Regions from separate parts of the Homo sapiens genome. Here all the other regions are linked to region 1. Evidence: chromatin loops called from intact Hi-C (ENCODE). Cell type or tissue: B cell. All regions are shown on one strand. Region 1 overlaps NEMF (nuclear export mediator factor). Region 2 has its middle 120 kb from the start of RPS29. Region 3 overlaps KLHDC2 (kelch domain containing 2).

Evidence for each region. A loop is a pair of places that touch in the nucleus more often than their neighbours do. Peaks named below come from ENCODE experiments on the same cell type or tissue, not always from the same donor. Only the 100,000 strongest peaks of a DNase experiment are listed, where the experiment ranks them.
Region 2: a loop joins it to region 1, with 20 times the contacts of the local background. A loop is called at or near these places in 9 of 110 quality-filtered maps.
Region 3: a loop joins it to region 1, with 3 times the contacts of the local background. A loop is called at or near these places in 54 of 110 quality-filtered maps.

What each region holds. Positions count from the first base shown.
Region 1 is chr14:49,826,992-49,834,991 of GRCh38, reverse strand. NEMF (nuclear export mediator factor) reads left to right here. Exons shown (of 33, transcript NM_004713.6): 7 at 543-629; 8 at 1,496-1,569; 9 at 2,715-2,785; 10 at 2,866-2,941; 11 at 3,631-3,693; 12 at 5,566-5,643; 13 at 5,730-5,938; 14 at 6,185-6,376; 15 at 6,638-6,701. Among named protein-coding and RNA genes, the nearest start is that of NEMF, 22 kb to the left of the region's middle. In B cell, CTCF peaks have their summits at 4,553 and 4,758 (motif pointing right); a DNase peak (open chromatin) is centred at 4,711; H3K27ac peaks cover 342 bases.
Region 2 is chr14:49,458,059-49,466,058 of GRCh38, reverse strand. No RefSeq gene overlaps it. Among named protein-coding and RNA genes, the nearest start is that of RPS29, 120 kb to the left of the region's middle. In B cell, CTCF peaks have their summits at 3,877 and 4,077 (motif pointing left); a DNase peak (open chromatin) is centred at 4,068.
Region 3 is chr14:49,778,757-49,786,756 of GRCh38, reverse strand. It overlaps KLHDC2 (kelch domain containing 2), which reads right to left. Exons shown (of 13, transcript NM_014315.3): 7 at 7,082-7,162; 8 at 6,951-7,009; 9 at 6,435-6,544; 10 at 5,982-6,054; 11 at 4,300-4,387; 12 at 4,163-4,215; 13 at 372-3,927. The coding sequence ends at 3,804. NEMF (nuclear export mediator factor) reads left to right here. Exons shown (of 33, transcript NM_004713.6): 29 at 7-39; 30 at 1,437-1,537; 31 at 1,622-1,665; 32 at 1,753-1,832; 33 at 2,044-4,674. The coding sequence ends at 2,121. Among named protein-coding and RNA genes, the nearest start is that of KLHDC2, 15 kb to the right of the region's middle. In B cell, no CTCF peak of the experiment used is centred here; no DNase peak of the experiment used is centred here.

The DNA.
Region 1 (8,000 bases):
CCCGACCTCAGGTGATCTGCCTGCCTTGGCCTCCCAAAGTGCCGGGATTATAGGCATGAGCCACCGCACCCAGTCTAAGAACTAGAATTGTCATTTCTAAGTAACACTTCAAAATAAGTAAACTTATTGTTTTCACCAGCCACTGTTATTGAGTAGATCATTGATATTGGGAAATAAATTTGTGCTATATTTTGAATGTTAAATTTTAGGCTAGGTCATGGTGGCCCACACCTGTAATCTGAGCACTTTTGGAGGTTGAGGTGAGTGGATCACCTGAGGTTAGGAGTTCGAGACCAGCCTGGACAACATGGTGAAACCTTGTCCCTACTAAAAATACAAAAATTAGCTGGGCATGGTGGTGGGTGCTTGTGATCCCAGCTACTCAGGAGGCTGAGGCAGGAGGTGGGAGGCAGAGGTTGCAGTGAGCCAAGATTGCACCATTGCACTCCGGCCTGGGCGACGGGTAAAACTCCATCTCAAAAAACAAAAACAAAAAAGAATTTATAGGAAAATACTAAAAGTAATATCCTCTGCATTTATAGCCTATGGACCAGCTCTCATTGAACACTGTCTTTTAGAAAATGGATTCTCGGGTAATGTCAAAGTGGATGAAAAACTTGAAACTAAAGGTATGTCTGCATGGTACATTTTTCATTTATTTCATTTTTTTTAAACTATGAAAATTTTTTCTGGGAAAGTAATAAGGGAGCAGGTGGTTCTAGAATGAAAAACATTTGACCAGGCACACTGGCTCATGCCTGCAATCCCAGCACTTTGGGAGGCTAAGGTGGGAGGATCACTTAAGCCTGGGTGTTTGAGGCTGCAGTGGGTGGTGACTGCACAGCTGCACTCCAGCCTGAGCAACAGAGTGAGACCCCCATCTCAAAAAACCCCACAAAAACAAGTATCACCACTCTCAAAAAAAAAAATTGAATGAGATTTTAGTGAATGTTTTAGTTTCTGCAATATACTAAATCAGTGCACTCATAAAATGACAACAGGTGCTGGTGGTGGTGTTTTGTTTTTGTTTGTTTTTATAAAATGACTCTGATGTTTATATGGAGCAAAAGCATGTGAAAATGTTCAGGATAACTCTGGAAAATACTAGTAATGATTTATTACTGTCTGTGTAACCCTTCACAGATTAAAATATGAAGCTATAGTAATTAAAACTGTAAGTTTTTGGAGAAGGAATAGCATAAAGATTCCAAAAATAATTTGAAATAATATGGGAATTTAGTTTATGAACAAAGTTCCTTTCAGGTCATGGAGGGAAAGGTGGATGATTCAATAAAAGCTACTTGGACAACAGGCTGTTCAAAATGAAACCATATATCCACATATACTGGTTATAAACATGAAATCACTATCTCTAATTTTCTTGAACGCAACATTATTTTGTAAGCACTTTCCTGTTTTTCTACATAGTTGTTTAGCCACGGTTAATTGACACTTGATTGGCACTCCTTTTTTCCTTTTTTTCCCCCACCATTAGATATTGAAAAAGTACTTGTTTCTCTGCAGAAAGCAGAAGACTATATGAAAACAACATCCAACTTCAGTGGGAAGGTAGCACCATGTATACTTACTATATATTGTTGTGATTTATTTGGGTTTTCAGAAATTAAACGTTCATTAAAGGATCATTATATATACATTTTATTTTAATTTGGAAAATTGTTATCTGTAATATGCTTATTCCAGGATAGTTTTTTTGTTTTGTTTTTTGAGACAGTCTTGCTCTGTTACCCAGGCTGGAGTGCAGTGGCATGATCTTGGCTCATTGCAACCTCTGCTTCCCTGGTTGAAGTGATTCTCCTGTCTCAGCCTCCCGAGTAGCTGGGACTACAGGCACGTGCCACCATGCCTGGACAGTTTTTATATTTTCAGTAGAGATGAGGTTTCACCGTGTTGGCCAGGCTGGTCTCGAACTCCTGACCTCAAGTGATCCGCCTGCCTTGGCCTCCCAAAGTGCTGGGATTATAGACATGGGCCACTGCACCCGGCCCAGGATAGTGTTTTAAAAGTTTTTGTTGGTTTATAAGTTTTTTTCTGTTCCCTATCTTTTATAGAAAGTACAATGTCAGGTTAGTATCGGCTCTTCAGAAAAGTTGAGGAATTTACAGTTATTTCTTTAGTTTCAGATAGAGAAGCACATTTTCATTTGTCAGCCCTTTTCAAAAATGTTGTGATTTACAGCTCCCAACCATTAAATATTTTTTGAATTACCTAGTAGCTTATGAGTGTTTTTCTTCCCTTTTCAAAGCATAACTATTTATAGAAAATTAAAATTAATATCAGTCATAGAAAGTAAACCTTTGGATTAGGTGCAAATTAATATCAGTCACAGAAACTAAATTTTTAGGTGCAGTGGCTCACACCTGTGATCTCAGCACTTTTGGAGGCCAAGGTGGGCGGATCACTTGAGACCAAGAGTTCGACACCACCCTGGCCATCATGGCAAAACCCCTGTCTCTACTAAAAATACAAAAATTAGCCAGGTATGGTGGCACACACCTGTAATCCCAGCTACTTGGGAGGCTGAGGCATGAGAATTGCTTGAACCCGGGAGGCAGAGGTTGCAGTGAGCCGAGAATATACCACTGCACTCCAGCCTGGGTGATGGAGCGAGCGCGACTGTATCAAAAAAAAAAAAAAGAAGTAAATCTTTGTTAATTATGAATAGGAATGATTTTAATGTTGCATTTTTGTAGGGATATATCATTCAGAAAAGAGAAATAAAACCAAGCTTGGAAGCAGATAAACCAGTTGAAGACATACTGACGTAAGCATATAGGCATGGGTCAATTTGCTTTGGATGTTTGTTAATGTTCTCGAATGTGATATAATAAATATGTTTTACAGGTATGAGGAATTTCATCCTTTCTTGTTTTCTCAACATTCACAATGTCCATATATAGAATTTGAATCATTTGACAAGGTGGGTTTTCCGTTCTGTTCCTTTACCAGTTAGTTAGCATGATATGAGCTGTTGATATCAACTTGCTTCTATTGAGAAACTGAAACTATACTTGCTTTACATTCACTGTGAATCTGGGCATTAAAGATCAGTGTCGTCACAGATACAGCTGTTGGAAATAATTGTTGCCACTTTATTTCAGGATGAAGGACCAGAGGTTTGAACTTCATTTGATTCTTGATACTGTTTAGCCATATAATACATTTACCGGAAATCTGTTCAAGTTCTTTGAGTGGTGTTATGAAACACAATGGAATCTAAAATTCTGTGTATGCAGCTGGGCTTGCTGGCTCATGCCTATAATCTCAGCATTTTGGGAGGCCAAGGCAGGCAGATCAGTTGAGGTCAGGAGTTCAAGACCAGTCTGGCCAACACAGTGAAACCCTGTCTCTGAAAAACTACAAAAATTAGCGGTGTGTGGTGGGGTGCACCTGTAGTCCCAGCTGTTTGAGAGGCTGAGGCAGGAGAATCACTTGAACCTCGGAGGTGGAAGTTGCAGTGAGCCTAGATCGCGCCACTGCAGTCCCGCCTGGGCAACAGAGTGAGACTCTGTCTCAAAAAAAAAGAAAAAAAAAATAAAATTCTGTGTATGCAAGTTGAAGTAGAGACTGTGCTTTTTTTTCCAACTAGTTGTTTGTTTTTTTAATAAGGCGGTGGATGAATTTTATTCCAAGATAGAAGGCCAGAAAATTGACTTAAAAGCTTTACAACAGGTATGTATTATTAAAAACACATATTAAACCAGCTAGTCTTTAGCGGCTTGATGGGTAGATGATATAGGAAAGGGTAGCCTTTCAGAAAGAGTGTAAGAAGTAGTATGGGAACTCTCTGACCTGCCTCTTTATTTATGATAAAGGTTTATGAAGAAGGTCCATGGGGGATTTTATTGTTGAAAAGTATGTCCTCATTTGTTTCATGAGTATTTCAGATATTCTGTAAAAAAAGGAAAATACGGTGGGAACGTGAGGCCTGTTATTTACACCTTAATGTGGTTTGCTCAGAACAACCCAAAGCTTCTCAAACATTGCTGTTAAGGAGATACTGTTTTAGGGAGATTTTAAATAGGCCAGAGGAGGGGATATTGTTTATCATTAAACTGTTTCTTTTTTAAATGGACTTTAAAGCCAAGTCTTAATATGTTTTCTGTGTATCATGACTCCAAAAGAAGTGATATACAGTATTTTCCCAGCACATTTGACCATGTTTTTAGAGCATTTGCTGCAGAACAGTTTCATAAATTGTTAATAGTCACTCTTGATTTGAAGGGGATTTGATTTTTTCAAAAACAGTCTTAAAATATGTGTGCAAAAATTTCAAATTATTTGAGGCTGGGCGCGGTGGCGCACGCCTGTAAATCCCAGCACTTTGGGAGGCCGAGGCGGGCAGATCACTTGAGGTCAGGAGTTCAAGAACAGCCTGGCCAGCATGGTGAAAACCTGTCTCTGCTGGAAATACAAAAATTAATGGGGTGTGGTATGGGTGTCCAGCTACTCAGGAGCCTGAGGCACAAAAATTGTTTGACCCTGGGAGGCGGAGGTTGCAATGAGCTGAGACTGTGCCACTGCACTCCAGCCTGGGTGACAGAGTGAGACTCTGCCTTAAAGAAAAAAAAATCAAATTGTTTGAATCCCTGTACCACTTCCTCTTCAGTTTTTAAAAATTAGTTAATCATAGCACAATTTCAAAGCAGGTAGGCCAGTCAGATGAATTATATACATCATGTAATTACCACATGGTGGCAGCACTTTGGCTAGTAAACTGAACCCCATGGTTTCATGGGTGTCAAAATACTAGTGATTTATTTTGGTAATTATTTTGTGGGTTTTAATAGTCATCATTCTTATCTAAATTTTAAAAAATATTTCATCTAGCATTTAAATACTCATTAATTGATGATATTACTAGTGTTAGAAATTTTGTCCCCCAATTGATAACCTTGAAATGTAAAGTATATATGATAAAATGCCAAATAACTACCATGAGCCTTTGTCTTATTAATTTAGGGGAAAAAGTTTCTGTAAAATACTGGAAATAGTTGTGAGAAAATCAAAAGTAGCAAAAAATACAAAGTCATTTGGTAATTTATGCTCTTTGGGAATTCATTCCCTGCCAGGTGCAGTGGCTCAGGCCTGTAATCCCAGCACTCTGGGAGGCCAAGGTGGGAGGATTGAGCTCAGACATTGGAGAGCAGCCTGGGCAACATAGCGGGACCCGGTCTCTATTATTTAAAAAAAAATAAAGAATTCGTTCTCCCAAACTTTACTTTTGTGCCATAGGAAAAAATGTCTTGATTTCTGCCTGTTTGAATAATGCCAAGGGTATTAGGGGTATATCTTATATACACAGTAACCTGTAATCAAAATACCTTTCTATATAAGGAGTGGGAGTTAGGAAGACAGGAGAAGTAATTTTGGGGCATGGAACGCATTGTAGTGGGATAGGCCTAGGGTGGTAGACTATGGGAACTTCAGCTAGCTAGATAACAGCATAGATGGGGTCAGGATAGTGAGTGTTGGGAAGTAAGAGAGGGATGTCATGAGGTAGGAGAAATCTAATTTTTAAAAAATCTGTTTTGCCAATAAAAGGAAAAGCAAGCATTGAAGAAATTAGATAATGTTCGAAAGGATCACGAAAACAGATTGGAAGCTCTTCAGCAGGCTCAGGTATTATGTTTGGCTTTCTCAGTGCTTTTTCAAAAATGTTAACTTTAACTGGCAATGTAGTAAATGTGTGTGGTTTGTTTTTTAAGGAAATAGACAAACTGAAAGGAGAGCTCATAGAAATGAACCTACAAATAGTTGACAGAGCCATTCAGGTAGTTCGAAGTGCTTTAGCTAACCAGATAGATTGGACAGAAATTGGGTTAATTGTGAAAGAAGCCCAGGCTCAAGGAGACCCTGTTGCAAGTGCAATCAAAGAATTAAAACTACAAACAAACCATGTTACAATGCTGCTAAGGTAAGTTTGACTCTTAGTCAAGCAGTTAATGCTTGTCTTTATTTTGTTATTTTAATTGTTCACTGTATTAAACATTTTTTCTTCATATTTTGAAATTCTCAAAGAAAGGGAAAAAACTAATTTAGATTAAAATAAATAATGAAACTTCCAGTACTGTAAACCATTTATAATTTTATTGAAGAAGAAAATTGAAAATAAAAGTGATGTCATTGACGTTAGTGAAATGCTATTGAATATTTTTAATAGAAATCCATACTTGTTATCAGAGGAGGAAGATGATGATGTTGATGGTGACGTCAATGTTGAGAAAAATGAAACTGAACCACCAAAAGGAAAAAAGAAAAAACAAAAGAATAAACAGCTGCAGAAGCCTCAGAAAAATAAGCCCTTACTTGTAGATGTTGATCTCAGCTTGTCAGCATATGCCAATGCCAAAAAGTAAGTCATTTAACTTTACATTTTAGGCCAAGTGTTATCTGCAATAAATTAAGGAATTAAGGACATTTTAAAAAATTTTAAATTTCACTTGTACATGCATACTTTTTTTGGGTGAAAATACTTTTTTAAATTTAGTTTTGTTAATTATACAGTTTGTTCTGATTTGTTCTGTATAATTTGAGAATTTGTCAAGTTAGAACTAAGTAGAAAACTGAAGAATAAATATTATACTTAAAATTTAAGAGAAATATGTTTTTCTAGGTATTATGATCACAAGAGATATGCTGCTAAGAAAACACAAAAGACTGTTGAAGCTGCTGAGAAGGTACTGAGTATTTCTTAGAGTGAATGTTAGTTGTTTGTGCCTGCGTAATTTAATGGACATAATTATTTCTTCTGTTTAAATGAGGTTTTCTAATTCAGAAGTATCTTTCAAACTTAACTTTGCTTTAAATATATGTATTTCCAGTATTTTTTCCCCCCAGGACTGCTCCTCCCCTATTCTTCCTCATCTCAGTAAATAACACCTTCATTTTTCTGTTCACTCAGGTTAAAAATGTTTGTGATATCCTGGACTCTTTTCCCATAAATCATGCAATCCATCAGTAAATCCTTTGGTTCTTTCTTTAAAGTACAGCCAGAATCTGGCTACTACTCATTATTTCCACTGATCAGTCCCCTATCACCTCTGTGTTCACATGGACTATGACAAGTAGCCTCTTATTGGATCTCTCTCCTCCTCCTCTTTTCCCACTACAGTCTGTTCTCCACATAGCAGCCATTGTGACCCTTTTTTTTTTTTGCGATGGAGTTTCACTCTTATTGCTCAGGCTGGAGTGCAATGGCTTGATCTCAGCTCACTGCAACTTCTGCCTCCCAGGTTCAAGCGATTCTCCCACCTCAGCCTCCTAAGTAGCTGGGATTACAGGCGCCCGCCACCACACCCAGCTAATTTTTGTAGTTTTAGTAGAGACAGGGTTTCACCATGTTGGTCAGCTTGGTCTCAAACTGCTGACCTCAGGTGATCCGCCCGCTTCAGGCCTTGACCTTCGGCCTCCCAAAGTGCTGGGATTACAGGTGTGAGCCACCATGCCTAGCCCCGTTGTGATCCTTTTGAATCAAAAGTGAAGACTGGGTGTGGTGGTTGACGCCTGTAATTCCAGCACTTTGGAAGGCCGAGGCCGGTGGATCGCTTGAAGCCAGGAGTTTGAGACCAGCCTGGCCAACATGGTGAAACCCCATATCTACTGAAAATACAAAAATTAGCCTGAGGTGATGGCGGGTACCTGTAATCCCAGCTACTTGGGCGGCTGAGGTGGGAGAATCTAATGAACCCGGGAGGTGGAGGTTGCAGTGAGCTGAGATCATGCCATTGCACTCTAGCCTGGGAGACAGAGCGAGACTCCGTCTCAAAAAATATATTAAAATAAATAAATCAAAAGTGAAGTCCTTTTTCTCTTCCAGTTGCTTCCCATCTTAATACAATTCAGAGCCCTTCTCCTATCCTGCAAGAAGGACGGGAGATCTCCTCCCCTCTGACCTCAACACCTGCATTCCTCCTCTCATACACTCTTTCTGGCTACACTGGGATCTTAGCTGTTCATAAAATAATGACACGTGCTCC
Region 2 (8,000 bases), 370 kb after region 1:
CCTCAGCCTCCCTAATAGTTGTGACTACTGGTCTGCGCCACCATGCCTGGCTAATTTTTGTATTTTTGGTAGAGATGAGGTCTCACTATATTACCCAGGCTGGTCTCGAACTCCTGGGCTCAAGCAATGCACCCACCTCGGCCTTCCAAAGTGTTGGGAATACAGGCATGAGTCACTGTGCTTGGCTCAACCTTGCATTTTCATTTAAACCCATACGTGTTTATGTATGATGTGTGTATGAGTGTGTGTGTAATTAGGTTTGTCAAATTATTTTCTTGGCTTAAAGTCTCTTGGAGGCATAATGCTTTAAAAAAGTCAAAACAATTAATTAAAAAGTAGAATTGTTTTGACTAATATCATTAGAGAAGGAATGTTAAGATAAGGTATTATTTTATAAGGTATATAAGGTAAGGCATTTTGAAGACGAGTGTATATATGCCTGAAACATGGCTCTGGGTCTTTTATGTGATCAAAGTTGATACAACATCTCAAAAGATTATATTGGGTTTTAGAGATTTATTTTTCTTTTTTATATAGAACTCACTTATTTTTCAGAGGGACAGAAGTCCTGAGGTAAAGCAATTACTCCTTTTATAAGGTATTATTCCATCTTACATGGGACAATCTATAATTTAGTCATAAGATGTGGATGCCAGCTCCATGGGGAAGGAACTTCGGGGACATCGCAGTTTCAAAATTGGGCACTACGCCAAAGGCCCAGAACCTGCAGAGGAAGATTTTAGCAAACGTCTCTGGCCAAGGAAACACCTTAACTGTCCACAGAGACATTTGGGCCACAGTTTTCAGGGTGTTCTTACCCTCTAAGCTCAGTGGAATGAGCAGAAAATGTGCTTTCTGACAATGTGGCTGTTCTCTGGGAGTTTATCAAGGGACAGTGCTGCCTGAACCAGCACACTCTGTAGTCCCATTTCCTGCCATTTCCTGCAGGGGTCCCCAGTCTTTAGCCAGGTTGAAGAATTTGCAATTCCCTAAACAATACCATTGGGTACTCTCATGTTCCTTTCTTCTTTGCCCAGCTGGTGGAATCCCACTTATCATTCAGTGTATGCTTGGGCAGGCTCCTCTGGGGAACTTCTCGCCTGGGGGCTTCTCTGCCCCAAGGAGAGTGAGATGTTCACCTGCCACTGCTAACATCCTCACACATCACTCTTCTCATTTGGATTGTGATTTTAGGATATTGTCTGTTCTGCTGCTAGACTGGGTACTCTAGGAATGGAGGGACTGGACAGATTCATTTTTGTGTCTCCAGGCTGGTCCAAGATGAGTAAATAAATGTTCAAACAACTAGTGAATGTTCCGCTTACTTAGGTTTGTGCTCTCTCTAGATTATTTTGCCTTTAGCCTCTCCAAACCAACCAGATAGGCTTCATGTGGTAGTGGTTTGAGTGCGTGTACTATAAAGCATCTGCTACTTACTAGCCATGTGACTGTTTTAAGCCTCAGTTTCCTCATCTGCGCAATGGGGATAATAATGGTACTTACCTCATAGAGTTGTTACGAGGATGACATGAGTTAGTTTTTGTAATCCTGAAGGTGTATTTTAAATAAATAAAATAATTTTGGGGAGTGTGAATCAACACAATAGACAGAAAGGTGATAACTATGGGTCCAGTCCACAGATTGTATAGACAATGATATTGCCAAAGGATACCATGCAAATTTATGTCCTATATAATGATGGCTAGTGGTAAGTCCAGAATAGCTCATTGTAGGAGTGAACAGTTCTTTATTATCAATAGAAAAACACCACAAACCTTCAGCTCAGGAAAATAAAACTTAAGTTTAGTGCCCTCTTCACTTATTTTTTAACCTTAAACTTTGTAGTTCTCATTTGATCATATCACTACCCTGTTTGAAACTTGATCTTCCTTTTGTCCCAAACCCCTCAGTGTGGTTTCCAAGGCCCTCTGTGACACCCCTGCCCTCTACACCTGCATCTTGACACCATTCCCTTTATCTTTACTGTTCCAGTATGAAGTTTCAGATGTGAACTCTTCTCCATTCCCAAACTTGCAGGGCTCTCTCCGGACTTTCTTCAGTGCTTTCTTTTCTTTCTGTCTGCATAAACATCCCTCCTCAGTGCTCTGCTTTGCAATTCAATTTAAGCACCACCTCTTCTGGCAAGTAGTTTAGGGGTCCTTTGCCACCTGCTCCCCTAGCATACTGGGCTCCCCTTATCAAGCCATTGACCACACTTTAGGGTGTTTTACTGCTTAATTGTCAGCCTTCCCCACTGGATTATAAACTCCAAAGGGCAGGAACCAAGTCCGTTGTGCTTACTCCTGTATCCCTAGTATCTTGAACAAGGCCCAGCATTCTGTTGGCACTCAATAAATACTTATTGAATGAGTGTTTAATTTTAGAAATCAGAAACTTTGAATTCTAGCCCAACCTAGATTTCAACGGGCTGGGTGTCTTTCCCCAAGTCCTCCAGCTTGTTGCAACGAGATTGTCCATTAAGACTGAGAGAATCTGGCTTGAACTTCCACATCCCATTTACAGTGGGTGATCTACTCTTTGGAGATTATTGAAGAATGTTTCCATTACTTCCCAGCATCTCTGCTGATCTTTTACTTCCTGTTCCTGCTGGCCCTTTTCTATGCTGCAGCTCTTTGCTGGACACCATCCCAATTCCTTTATTACCCAAAGTGTCCCATCTCAAGGCTCTGTGTGTCATGGAGTGGTTACTTAGCAGTGCAGCACAATAAGCAGCTTAAAATAAACTATGACAAGTGGAGTGAGGTGGGGGAGAAGTGGGGATGGTTAATGGGTACAAAAAGTAGTTAGAAAGAATGAATAACAACTAGTATTTGATACCGCAACAGAGTGACTATAGTCAATAATAATTTAATTATACATTTTAAAATAACTAAAAGAGTAGAATTGGGTTGTTTGTAACACAAAGGATAAATGCTTGAGGCGATGGATGCCCCATTTATCCTGATGTGATTATTACACACTATATGCCTGTATCAAAGATCCCATATGCCCCATAAATATATACACACCTGCTATGTGCCCACACAAATTAAAAATTAAAAAAACCTATGACACATCCCTTTTTTCAATGGTCCTGTGTCTATTCTTACCGATAAGATTTTTCTTGTTCATCTTTTGAATTTGGGTGACAGGTTCCTGTGATGATTCTGGAACTCCCTTTGTCTTTTCTGCTCCTAAATCCTGAAATTCCCAGTAATTTGTTGTGCAGACCCACCTTAGCTGTTTTATTATCTGGCTATTTACTCATCCAGGCTCTGTCCCTATGATTTTTGTCATAATCAAACATGTTTGTAATCACAAAGGCAGCATAGAGTCGTGTTAAGAGGATATGCACTCGAGCCATACGACATGGTTCTACATGGAGTCTCCACCCTCCCTGGCTGCGTGGCTTTTCCATGTTACTTAACTTCTACCTGCCTCAAGTTCCTCATTTGTAAGATGGCCATTGTAGTGATGCAAAAATGGTAATTGTACTGAGTATCAAGTGGGTTAATATAGGTAAAATACTTAGGAAATTGCCTGGCACACAGTAGGCACCCACTGAATATTAACCATTCTTATTATTAAGGTGTACTTAAGATGAAGACAGCTTTCTCCTTGAGAGAAATTCTTCAAAAATCGATTTAAGTAATAGTTCATTTTTTCCCATTACACTAATTCCAAGTCACCTATTGGCTTTCTAAGATGTGTCTCTAACTATTGTCAGCATAAAGGACCTGGCTAAGAAGCCATCTCAGGAGCAGACTGGACTTAGTGCTTGGTTCCACCTGGTTTCCCTATATGATCTTGGGAAATTTATACCTTTTTTAAAAAATAAAATTTATTGTGTATATTTAAGAGGTTATAACATGATATTATAGGATATAGATAAATAGTAAAAAGATTACTTAGTGAAACAAGTTAATATGTACATCATTACACATAGTTACCCATTTTTAAATTCTTGTGGCAAGAGAAGCTGAAATCTACTCATTTAGCAGAAACCCATATATAGTACAGTTAACTTCTTTAAGATGGTTTCTTCGTCTTTACAGTAGGGACAACACTGCCCCCTAGAGTTTGTGTGTGTGTGAGTATTAAATGAGCTAATGGATGTAAAGCGTTAGTATGGTGTCTGGCATGTAATAAGCACATCATAACTATAAGGGTTTGTTACTATTATATTAGTTTTGCTTTTGCATTTTTTAAATAATCAAGAGCTACAGAATGTGCTTCTGGAAGGCTGAAGGATTAAGTAGCACCTCACTTCATTGCATGTTGTGTGAGATATCTTGTTGATTTAGAAGAGGTTTGAAGTTCAATGAAGCCCTTATAGTAGTGGCAAGGAAAGAGGCATGACATACTTTTTGTGAAAAGATGGTGAAATGGTCCCACCTGGTATTTCCAATATGGGTGGAATTAGAAACTATTTAACAGAAAGCTTCTCTTTTCTCAAGGGGCCACAGCTTCTGCCTAGAGCTTTCTACTCCTTTTGGCTAGTAGTACAGGGATGGATGTAGCTTACTATCCAGCAGGGAGACTGACTGAGTGATACCCTAATGGAGCCACTGGCAAAGGATAAACCAAGATAGAAACAAAGCCGCCTTCCAAATAATGCTCAGTGCCTTTCTTGATAGTTTCCATAATAATTCATTCCCATTAGAAGTACTTTAGACTGTGTTAAAGCTATTTACATTGTAATTTCAGAGCAGACTGTAAACTTAAAAGAACACACACAGTTTCTTAACAGTTCAAAAAAAATGAAAAGAAATATAAGATTTGACATTCAAAATCCAAATTCCAAAACCAGTGAGATGATGAAAAACTGTTCTGCATTTCACTTGAACACAAGGCAACATATTTCAGAAAAAAATGCACACTTTAAATAATGATTCCTGTGCTGATTGTATAAACATATATATCAAAGAGGGTAGAGAATCAAAGATACAAAGGAAGAAAGGACCCTTTAAGAATTGGCTGATGTCGAATTTAGTTTGAATTTTCAGCTAAGATGTGTAAAAAAAGTTTGAACAGTTATTTCTTGTTCAGGTGGCAGTTAAGTTATATGACAAAACATTAGAAGAACAGTGTATCTACTGCAAAAAGCAAGTGCCTAATATGTTATTCAGTGGCACCGATTCTTCTGTATCTGGGCCAAGGGAAAAAAAAGTCTGGGTTAGTTAAATGAAGTCTCTTGCCAAGAGTTTTAAGACACAAATTTTACTAGGTAATAAAATTTATATAGCTATACCATATGGGCACTTTGCAGGCAATCTGTAGTTCAGGCTTACGGCAGAATTTTTTTTTTCTTTTAACAAACATTCTCACAATCAGATTTTTTAATAGTTTTAATTGGAATAGCTTTGGCTTCTAGCAATTTCTTCCTCTGTCAGTAACTACCTCAAGCAGCTTTGGACTACAGGGGGAAGAAGTACAAGGAATAAATAGAACCACATCCTTTATTCTGCTGCCAGATGGTCTCTCTAGCCTGCCCTAAGCTAGAGGAAAGGTCTTCCTTCTCCCCACTCAATCCCCTAGCATCAAGGGGCCCCCTGGTCAACTCAGGACTATTTTTGGGTACAGAACCAAAATTTTCCTGCATTTTCTGTGGTATTGGATGTAGTGCTGAACTTTGGCTTAGCAGGAGATAGTGACCAAAGCTTCAAACCTCAAAACTATGATTTATAAATGGAAAATGATGGAAAGGATCTTAGTGATTATCAGTTCCATGATCTCAATATACAAATAAGAAACCTAAAGCCCAGAAAGTTGAAGTGACTTACTCAAGTTACCTGATGGGTTAGGGTGGGTTGAGAACCAGTGTCTTCTCTGCCTTCAGCTTCCTGCCATTATGGAGGCACCGTGTCCTGTTGTTGGGCTTGTATCTCCTTGAGCTCATCCTGTGATGAAGAGTGGCTACATTGCTTGACACATGGTGGGCTTTATGCAGTCAGTATCCAGTATGCAGTCTCCAGATGTAGGCCCAGGTTCTGGGTAGGTGTGGCCTGAATGTTGTCAGTTACCCACTTCTATAAATATCCCAGTCACATCTACCCACTGATAGCCTCATGGTCCTGGTGGCCCTCCTCACATGTACTAATCCGTGGAATTCTGTAACAGACCTTAGCACCTCCTCATGTCAATAACAGCTTAAGGATTCCCTGGGACATGTAGGATGAAGCTTTATCAATTAAGTTTATTGACTTTTTACCTCTCTTGTTAATCTCTCAAACATAGAGCATGAGCAAGCCACATGTTTGCAACCCCCTTTTAAGTTTTCTGTTTTATTTATTGATTTATTTTTTATTTATTTTTTTCAGGCTAATCGATATTTGGTTCAAAGAGTAGAGATGACTCTAGGTCTTCCTAACAATCACACATGACTCTTCTGCTTACATTCAACTTTCTTTGGTCCTCCACAAAGAGTCCCACTAGAAGCATCCTATTTTGTCTTCCCTCATCCTGCTGGAGATCCTTCATCCTACCTTTGTGATGATACTGAGGTTTTTCTTTTAACTCTATTACTCCTTTCTTTCTCCACATAAATCATGTTTTACATAAACTCCACTTTAACTCTCAGAGAAAAATCAGAAGACTTGTGAAATGCATTTATTTGCATAACAATTCTATAAAATTGACCATTACTATCTCCATTTTATTGATGAGGAAACTGAGAAGTAAGAGATTAATAGCTACTAAGTGGCAGATGTGGGGTTTAGGACCTAGGCTTTTAAGTAGTACAGTATACCAGTCTGTATTAGTCTGTTTTCACACTGCTATGAAGAACTACCTGAGACTGGGTAATTTATAAAGAAAAGAGGTTTATTTGACTCACAGGTCCACATGGCTGGGGAGGCCTCAGGAAACACAATTATGGTGAAGGGGAAGCAAGCACTTTCTTCACAAGGTGGCAGGAGAGGCGGTGGGTGGGAAGTGCCACACTTTAAAAACCATCAGATCTTGTGAGAACTCATTATCATGAGAACAGCATGGGGGAACCCGCCAGCCCCACGATCCAATCACCTCCCACCAGGTCCCTCCCTTGACATGTGGGTATTACAATTCTAGATGAGATTTGAGTGGGGACACGGAGCCAAACCATACCACAGTCCCACCTACCTTAGACTGGTTTCAGCATTTTGAGTCTTGATTTTGAAGTTAAGCACAAAAGTCTGCCATTTCCCATGACTCTTAGTACCACAGCCAAGCCAGGAACACCAAGGAAGCTGGAATTACTCCTGAATTTAAATTCTCATATCTTTAAAATCTCGTATATATTTTTCATCTTTCCTTTGCATTCTCATTTTTTTTCTTTTGTTCCTTAGCTCATGTCCCTTTCTCTATCTTCAAACCAGATGTTTGCAAATCATGTTGCAAATATCTTTGGTACTGAACTATACTAGGACTATTATTATTATTTTGGTTCCTCTGATTCCATGGTCTGTTGGATACATATGGTCTTCACATAGAGAGGGGGGGATGGAGAGGGAGCCCAGCAAAAGTCAGAAGACCTTAATATTCCATTTCACTTATGGCTACCTCTGCTTACGATGGGAAGCATCCCATATTCAAGTTTCAATGACAATGTGGGAAAAAATGGTTGTCTTAGTCTGTTTCGTGATGCTATAACAGAATACCTGAGACTGAGTAATTTATAAAGAACAAAAATTTATTCTTTCACAGTTCTGGAGGCTGGGAAATCCAGATCATGGTGCCAGCATCTGGTGTTGGTGTTGGCCTTCTTACTGCATCTTCCCATAGTGGAAGGCAGAAGGGCAAGGGAGGGGCGAACACTGTGCCCTCATATCACAGAAGAGCAGAAGTGAGTGGATCTACTCCTACAAGCCCTTTTAATAATGGCAATAATCCTTTCATGAGGGCAGAACCTTCATGACATAAACACCTTCCAAAAGACCCCACCTCTTACCACTGTTGCACTGAGGAGTAAGTTTCTAATACAGACATTTTGGAGGGGACACATGCAAACCATAACAATGGTT
Region 3 (8,000 bases), 48 kb after region 1:
GAACAGGAAGAGCAAGATCTGGATCAACAGGGAAATGAGGTATGATTTTATGTTGGGGTTCCTACTACAACACTGTGATTACAATTCAGTTCCCAGAATGTTTGAAACACAACTTATTAAAACTTAGAAACCTAAGACAAGACTGCAGGCTACGAAGTCAAACTTTCGGGGTCTTAATCCCAACTCTGCTATATGTAACTGTACAAACTTGGAAACATTCTTTGTGCCTCAGTTTCCTCATCTGAAGAATGGGGATAATGTCCCTACCCAGGAGAGGGTTGTTTTGATAACTAATGTATGTAAAGGGCATTTAGAAAAGTTTATGGCACATAGCAAACACTCAAATATTAATTATACTTCAGCACCAAGCATTCTGTCCTAAATCTAAGTTTATTCATATTGTAAAATAAATGGGGGCAATCTCACAGGCAGCACAGCAAATAAGAACTCTGGGATTTCTCCTTAATAATGGGTAAGAGAGAAGGCTGTTCTAGCCCAGGGTTTCTCAACTTTGGCACTATTAACATTAGGGGTTGGTTAATTCTTTGTTGTGGGGTCTGTCCCATTCATTATAAAATGTTTAGCGACATCCTCGGCCTTTACCCACTAGATCCCAGTAGCAGCCCCTACCTATTCCTTCTCACCCCTCATCGTGTCAACGAAAACTATCTCTAGACATTGCCCATTGTCTTCTGAGGGCAGAATCTCCCCAGGACGAGAAATAGTGGTATAGCCAAGGTATTAGTCCCATTTCCATGTGATAGGACTTAAATCTATTTGTGGTTATTATTGCATCATTTTAATCCACAGCAGGTTTCTGCAACTCAGGTAATATCCAATAGTTTTTTTCCTTTTTTTTTTTTTTTTGAGACAGGGTCTCTGTCACCCAGGCTGGTGTCACCCAGTGCAGTGACAGGATCATGGCTCTCCACAACGTCTACCTCCTGGGCTCAGGTGATCCTCCCCCCCTCAGTCTTCCGAGTAGCTGGGACTACAGGCACCCACTATACCCAGCTAACTTTTATATTTTTTGTAGAGATGGTGTTTCTCCATGTTGCTTAGGCTGGTCTTGAACTCCTGGGCTCAAGCGATCCACCCGCCTCAGCCTGAGCCTTCCAGAGTCCTAGGATTATAGGCGTGAACCACTGCTCCTGGGCCTTCTTTCTCTTAAATGTAACTGTAGGTAGGATTTTGAAAATTATTGTTCTCATTACTTATTATGCTAGGCAAAAATTAAGTAGTAAAGAATATATTTAAACATTGGTCTTCAACTCTTTGGAACTATGAAGCAGAGTTTAAGTACCACTGTTCCAGCTTAGATGGTATGTATATCAGGAAAAGATAAAAAATATGTTGAGATACTAATTCAAGTGTTTTAGCATTTTTTGTAAAGGGCGGTATAAATTGCCTTTGTAACTGTTATTTTCCCTTTTTAGGAAAACCTATTTGATTCTTTGACAGGCCAGCCACATCCTGAAGATGTACTACTGTTTGCCATTCCAATATGTGCCCCTTACACCACCATGACAAACTACAAGTAAGTTACCATTAGTTGACAGAATGGCTTTTGTGAATTGTTTTGTAACGTCTATTTAGTAACACATGTAATTCCTTTTTAAAGATATAAAGTGAAACTTACTCCTGGAGTGCAGAAAAAGGGAAAAGGTATTTAAATTTGTTTTTTTGAATTATGATTTTAAACAGTTCAGTGACTTAACAGTAGATTATTCTTACTCTTTTTTGTATTTACAGCTGCAAAAACAGCCTTGAATAGTTTCATGCATTCCAAAGAAGCAACAGCAAGAGAAAAAGACTTATTCCGCAGCGTAAAGGTAAAGTTCTCCTTCAGAAAAGGAATGTGGAGACTGACAGTACAATTTAAAATGTTAGCAGTTTTTTGTTATTTTAGTAGAAAATGCTGTCTTATTAGAAGCAGTAAAACCATCTCAGCTAAAAGTTTGGAAATGTTTTTCGTTTTTGTCATAAAAGAAACATGATTGACCATACAGGATGTGAAGATATTCAGCAATTTTCTTTTTTTAGGACACAGATTTATCAAGAAACATTCCTGGCAAAGTGAAAGTGTCTGCACCCAATCTTCTGAACGTAAAAAGGAAATAGCTGAAATGAAATTCTAAAATATTTGAGAAGAGCCAATTTTATAGCCTTTTGGAAGTTCAAAGATGAAAGCACCATGTATCAGGATTTCCGCATTATAAAAATGAACTAAACATTGCCTTGCTATATTCACCAAAAGGACTTACTTCTTGTTTTTTCCCAGTTTTATATAGAGGAAACACTGTCTATGATAGGATTTCCAAAAGTATTTGTGGACAGTTAAATGCTAATTAATATACATCTGTAGTTATTCTACATTTTCTTGAAATTTGGGAGGTTAATACCAAGTATTCATTTCATGATGTAAAGAAACTGAACAGTGAAGTGGCTTGATTGCTTAAACTATTGACTTGGTAAGTCTACTGTATATAACATCTAATATATATATTACAGGCCAAATGAACTAAACATTGCCTTGCTATATTCACCAAAAGGACTTAATTCTTGTTTTTTTCCCAGTTTTATATAGAGGAAACACTATGATAGGATTTCCTAAAGTATTTGTGGACAGTTAAATGCTAATTATATACATCTGTAGTTATTCTACATTTTCTTGAAATTTGGGAGGTTAATACCAAGTATTCATTTCATGATGTAAAGAAACTGAACAGTGAAGTGGCTTGATTGCTTAAACTATTGACTTGGTAAGTCTACTGTATATAACATCTAATATATATATATTATAGGCCAGCTACAAGGGGTTTAAATATTTAGGATTGTGTCTTGAAAACTAAGTATTGGAGTGGATTTTCTTCTGCTTTCATTGATACTTGTCAGAAAAAAATATTAGACCAAAATGTAAAATATAAGTAATAATTCTCATGACTCAGCTTAATCATTTCTATTCATTTGTAGACCTTCAGGTTTGATCTTAATTTTTTCCTTGTAATCTGATTCAGTTCTGTACCATTTTAATTTCCACCTTTAGTAATTAATTACCAATATAGCACGTTAGAGTATCTTAACCTATAATACCAGAAGCGCATTTTAGGCTTACCACTAAAGACTCTAACCCACTTTTCCTCTGTCTCTTAACAGAATGGAAAATGATGTCATCATTATTTCCATTCCTTCATGAGCTATAAAACCTATTAATTAAAAAAAAACTTTTTAATTGACTGGACAGCACCTGCCTGTATTCAGCATGACCACTTGCTCCAGCCCCTACACTGAAGCATTAAGGTCAAAGTACTGAACAGTTGTTGGTCCCTCCACACTTTGTTTTTCCAGCTTCGTCATAATGTGAATATTAATGTTTAAAAAAAAAAACCTTTATTATATTGTATTTACAACACTAGGTTACATAACTATAGACTACTCTTGCCATTAAAAAAAAAAAAATCTATAATGTTTTCAAAAAATGACTTCAGCATTTTGATGATGGTAAGACTATAATGTTTCTACAGATACATATCCTGAAGTTACTGAAAAGAAAATGTAGCAACCATTCTTCAGGGTAAAAAGCCCAACCATTACTTTACTTTAATAGAGGACAGCTACTGGTGTTAAATACATTTATTGTAAACTTTAGACACAAAAATAGGTTCTCTAGGCCATTCACATGCACATTAAAACCAACAGGTGCAAACTACAACAATGCATATAATTATACAAATGATGCCACTCTGTGATGTTTACAGGATTGCTGTCCATGCAAGGTGATCATAGGCATTATTTATGAAGCCTTAAGATCCAGAAGTGTTGTTACTACCAAACCTCTGATTAACACTGTGAAGTAAGTGTTTTGGAAGGCAGTTCCATGAGTTGGCTAACATTTCTTTAAAGCAAATGACTGCTTCTAAGCTTAGCCTGAAAGTGGACAAGGAAAGAGAAAAGTAATTTCACTTTACTGTTTGGAAGTACATTCACTTGAAAAACTACATAAAACATCCCTCTTTCTTTCTTCAAAGATTTTCATAGGAACTGGTTATAGCAATGAAGTTTTATTGCCCTTAAATAATCCATAAACCTAGTTTTTCGAGAGTGCTAAGTCTTAGGAAACACAATTTTAAATAATCTAAGTGCCAAGTACAAAGTTACTTACCGTACAAGAGATTTTGGTTGAACTGAAAATATTAGTATTTCATTACTGTGTGCCTGAAAAATAAATAGGAAGAACACATTTAAAAGCAAATGCTTTGCAAGTAAGTTTCAGTAATAATGTGAAGGTAGTATACTTACAGCTCTGTGATGGACAAGCAAGTTGTTGGCACATCCACCAAAAACAATTACTTCTCCTTCATCGCTGGCACAAGCTGTGTGCCATAACCTGCATTTAAAACAAAAACGAGTTTGAAGCCACCCAGAACACCAGTTGGCCATTTTATACTACAGAATAGAGCTATGAAATAAAGACTAGCGATCTTAAGGTAGTTCAGACCAAAACATCATGGCGAGAAGTAAAATCTTAAGGGAAAGTAGCAAAAGCAGATCAATCAATATCTATTTTATCTGGATATTATTTTCTCTCTCTGGTCGTTCTCATTTATGCAATGAGGAGTTTGAACTGAACGATCTGTTCTCTAGGTCTTTGTTAGCAATAAAAATCGTATGGGAGCTGAGTAGTATATGCCTTCTTCTTCCATAGGTAGGGCCAACTGGCCTTACACAGAACGTCTGAGGGATGGTGAAAGCCCTGCTTGAGTAAACTATAAAGTCTCAGAAAGCCTGGTAGTTTTATGGAGAGATCATTTGTGCAAATGAAGTCTTACTTGCATGACTATACTTGGTTTAGATACTTGGGGAAAAAATGCAGGCTTTGAACATGAATTTTGACTGTATCATTTCCTTTAGCATTTTGTTCTGAGATTAACAAGAGAAAATTATCAGTGTTTAATAAGCTTTTTTTGGATGATTTGATTTCTTCATCTTTGTTATACAGTGCTACTGCAAGTCTAATTGACAGTTCTTGTTTTTTCCCCATGTATTTTTTTTTTTTTTAAGAGACAGAGTCTTGCTCTATCACCCAGGCTGGAGTGCAGTGGTGCAATCTCAGCTCACTACATCCTCTGCCTCCTGAATAGCTGGGACTACAGGCATATGCTACCACACCTAGCTAATTTTTCTATTATTTGTAGAGATGGGGTTTTGCCAAGTTGCCCAAGCTGGTCTTGAATGCCTGGGTTAAAGCACTCTGCCTGCCTCAGCCTCCAGAAGTGCTGGGATTACAGCTGTAATCCTGTAATCCCACTGTACCTCGCCTCCCATGTGATTAAGGTTTAAACATTTTACCCATTCCAGCACCTCTACCCCCTTTTTTTTTTTTTTTTGAGACAGAGTTTCACTCTTGTTGCCCAAGCTGGAGTGCAAAGGCACGATCTCAGCTCACTGCAACCTCTGCCTTCCTGGTTCAGGCAATTGTCCTGCCTCAGCCTCTCAAGTAGCTGGGATTATACAGGCATACGCCACCACGCCCAGCTAATTTTGCATTTTTACTAGAGACGGGGTTTCACCATGTTGGCCAGGCTGGAACTCCTGACCTCAGGTGATCCACCTGCCTCAGCCTCCTAAAGTGCTGGGATTACCGGCATGAGCCACCACGCCTGGCCGACCCTCATTTTTAATAAACTTAGATGCAGTTCAACTCATTGAAGTGAAAAGCTTGATTGTATATTTTAACTATGTGTCAATTTTATAACAGAAGGAAGAAGCAAAAATAAAAATCCAGCCCTACTCTTCATGCACAGATGACGGAAAGGAGATCATTCGATACTAGGATAACATTGGTTTTCTTTTCTTTGAGAAGTATTTCAAACCTTAGTGAATGCTGAGATTTTTATAAATAAGAATGCTGGATATAATGCAGCCAAAACCTCAATTCTTATGTCTTATGCATATTCAGTATATGAATTGCTTTTAAATACCTTGGTTTTTCGGTATATGGATGATTAAATTGTATCCATTCATTTTTACTGATGCAGTAAGTCCAGGCATCACCTGATTCAAGCAAAGAAATGAAGTATGTTAGTCTGTCAATATGACATTGACATTTAAAGGGCACAGCTTTGGCAAGAAAGGTAATAGATCATGAGCAGATACAGAGAGTATATTTTCTTTTTTTTCCCCCCCCTGCAATTAGCCAAGTAAGCCCTTTGCATGTTGTAGCCCTTCAGCAGGGCTCTTAAGTGCTCCAGGTTCTTTATTGAACAGAAGTATGCCATATAGTACAATTACAGCTATGTTACAGGATCAAAATTAATTTCAAACCTTCCAACCAACCCTATAAGCCGTCTCATCAGTCTCTAATAGACTCATTTTCAGCTATTAGATATGGATGATATATGATGATTTCATTATCATATTTTTCAAGGACTTACTTAGTGGCTGTTTATCAGTGGTAAATCCTCCAAAGAGAAAAAGATGATCTGAAGAAACTGGTGTTAGTGAGTGCCAAGATCGACCAACTGGGCATATGCCTTGTGGAATTCTGAAAATAATAGCTAAGTTACAATATCTGCATTTAGAAGCAGCTACTGTATTTTTAAGTTTTCTTTTAAAATTTATATGTACATGTTATGAAAAAAGAGACCTTAAGTTTAAAAAGGCTTCTTGGTATAAACTACATGCTTTATACTGAAATATTTTCTTTGACGTTAGAATCAACTTCAGACCTTTTCCTTTCAACAAACACTGAGCACATGCTATGTACTAGGCACATAGTTACAGGAACTGGAAACACAAAAATAAAATTCATTCCTTAAGGACCTAGTAATTATGTTTATTTAATTTCATAGTTAAAGAAAAGTTAAGCAAGGACATTATATACCAATAGTAGGGAATATAGGGTAAAAACAATCTGAATTTTGGAAAAATGTATCTAAAGTGATACCTACAATTCATTCCACTCCCATGTATCCAGATTAAGATAGTGAAGATCATTCATTCTAGCATCCTAAAAAAGGATAATTAAGTTATCATTTTGAAGAATTCAAAAGCAAGTCATTGAAGTCGTTTGAATACTTACTCGATATCTGCCTCCAAACACGAAGCCTCTATTTCCGACAGTTGCACAGGCATGGGCAGCACGAGGTGAAGGTGCTTTACCCTATTAGAGGCACATAAGCAAGTTAGTGAACTTTTTATAAACAGGGAAAATACCTATGTCTACTCTGGATATGGGATAAGAATATGTAAGGCACTTGAGCTTTTAAAAGTTGGGAGTGTAGACTTCTAGACAACAGTTGTACTACAAGCTGACTACCAAAACTGGGCATTTTAATTTTCTATTTTTGAAATGTGTTACTGAATGGGCTGGCTAACACAATAGGCTGCTTTATTTTTTCTCTTTTAAAATAAAGGCTGGCATATTATATAATATCTGCGTCAAAGGGAAAAGAAATATAATTATCTGTGTCAGAGGGAAAAGAAATCTAATATTTAAGTAATACAAATTGCAGTATAGTGCAGAGTTATTTAATTACAGTTTGAGTATCTGTAATCGGAAAATCCAAAATATGAGATGCTCCAAATCTGAAAATTTGAGTGCCAACATGATGCTGAAAGGAAATGCTCATTGGAGCATTTCGGATCTTTGGATTAGAGATAGTTGACTGTTAAGTATATAATGCAAATATTCCAAAATCTGAAACACTTCTACCACGTAAAGTGTATTAGATAGGTTGGGCACGGTGGCTCATGCCTGTAATCCCAACACTTTGGGAGGCCGAGGTGGGCAAATCACAAGATCAGGAGTTCAAGACCAGCCTGGCCAATGTGATGAAACCCGTCTCTACTAAAAATACAAAAAAATTAGCTGGGCGTGGTTGCGGGCATCTGTAATCCCAGATACTCAGGAGGCTGAGGCAGGAGAATCGCTTGAACCTGGGAGGTGGAGATTGCAGTAAGCAGAGATCCCGCCACTGCACTCCAGCCCAGGCAACAGT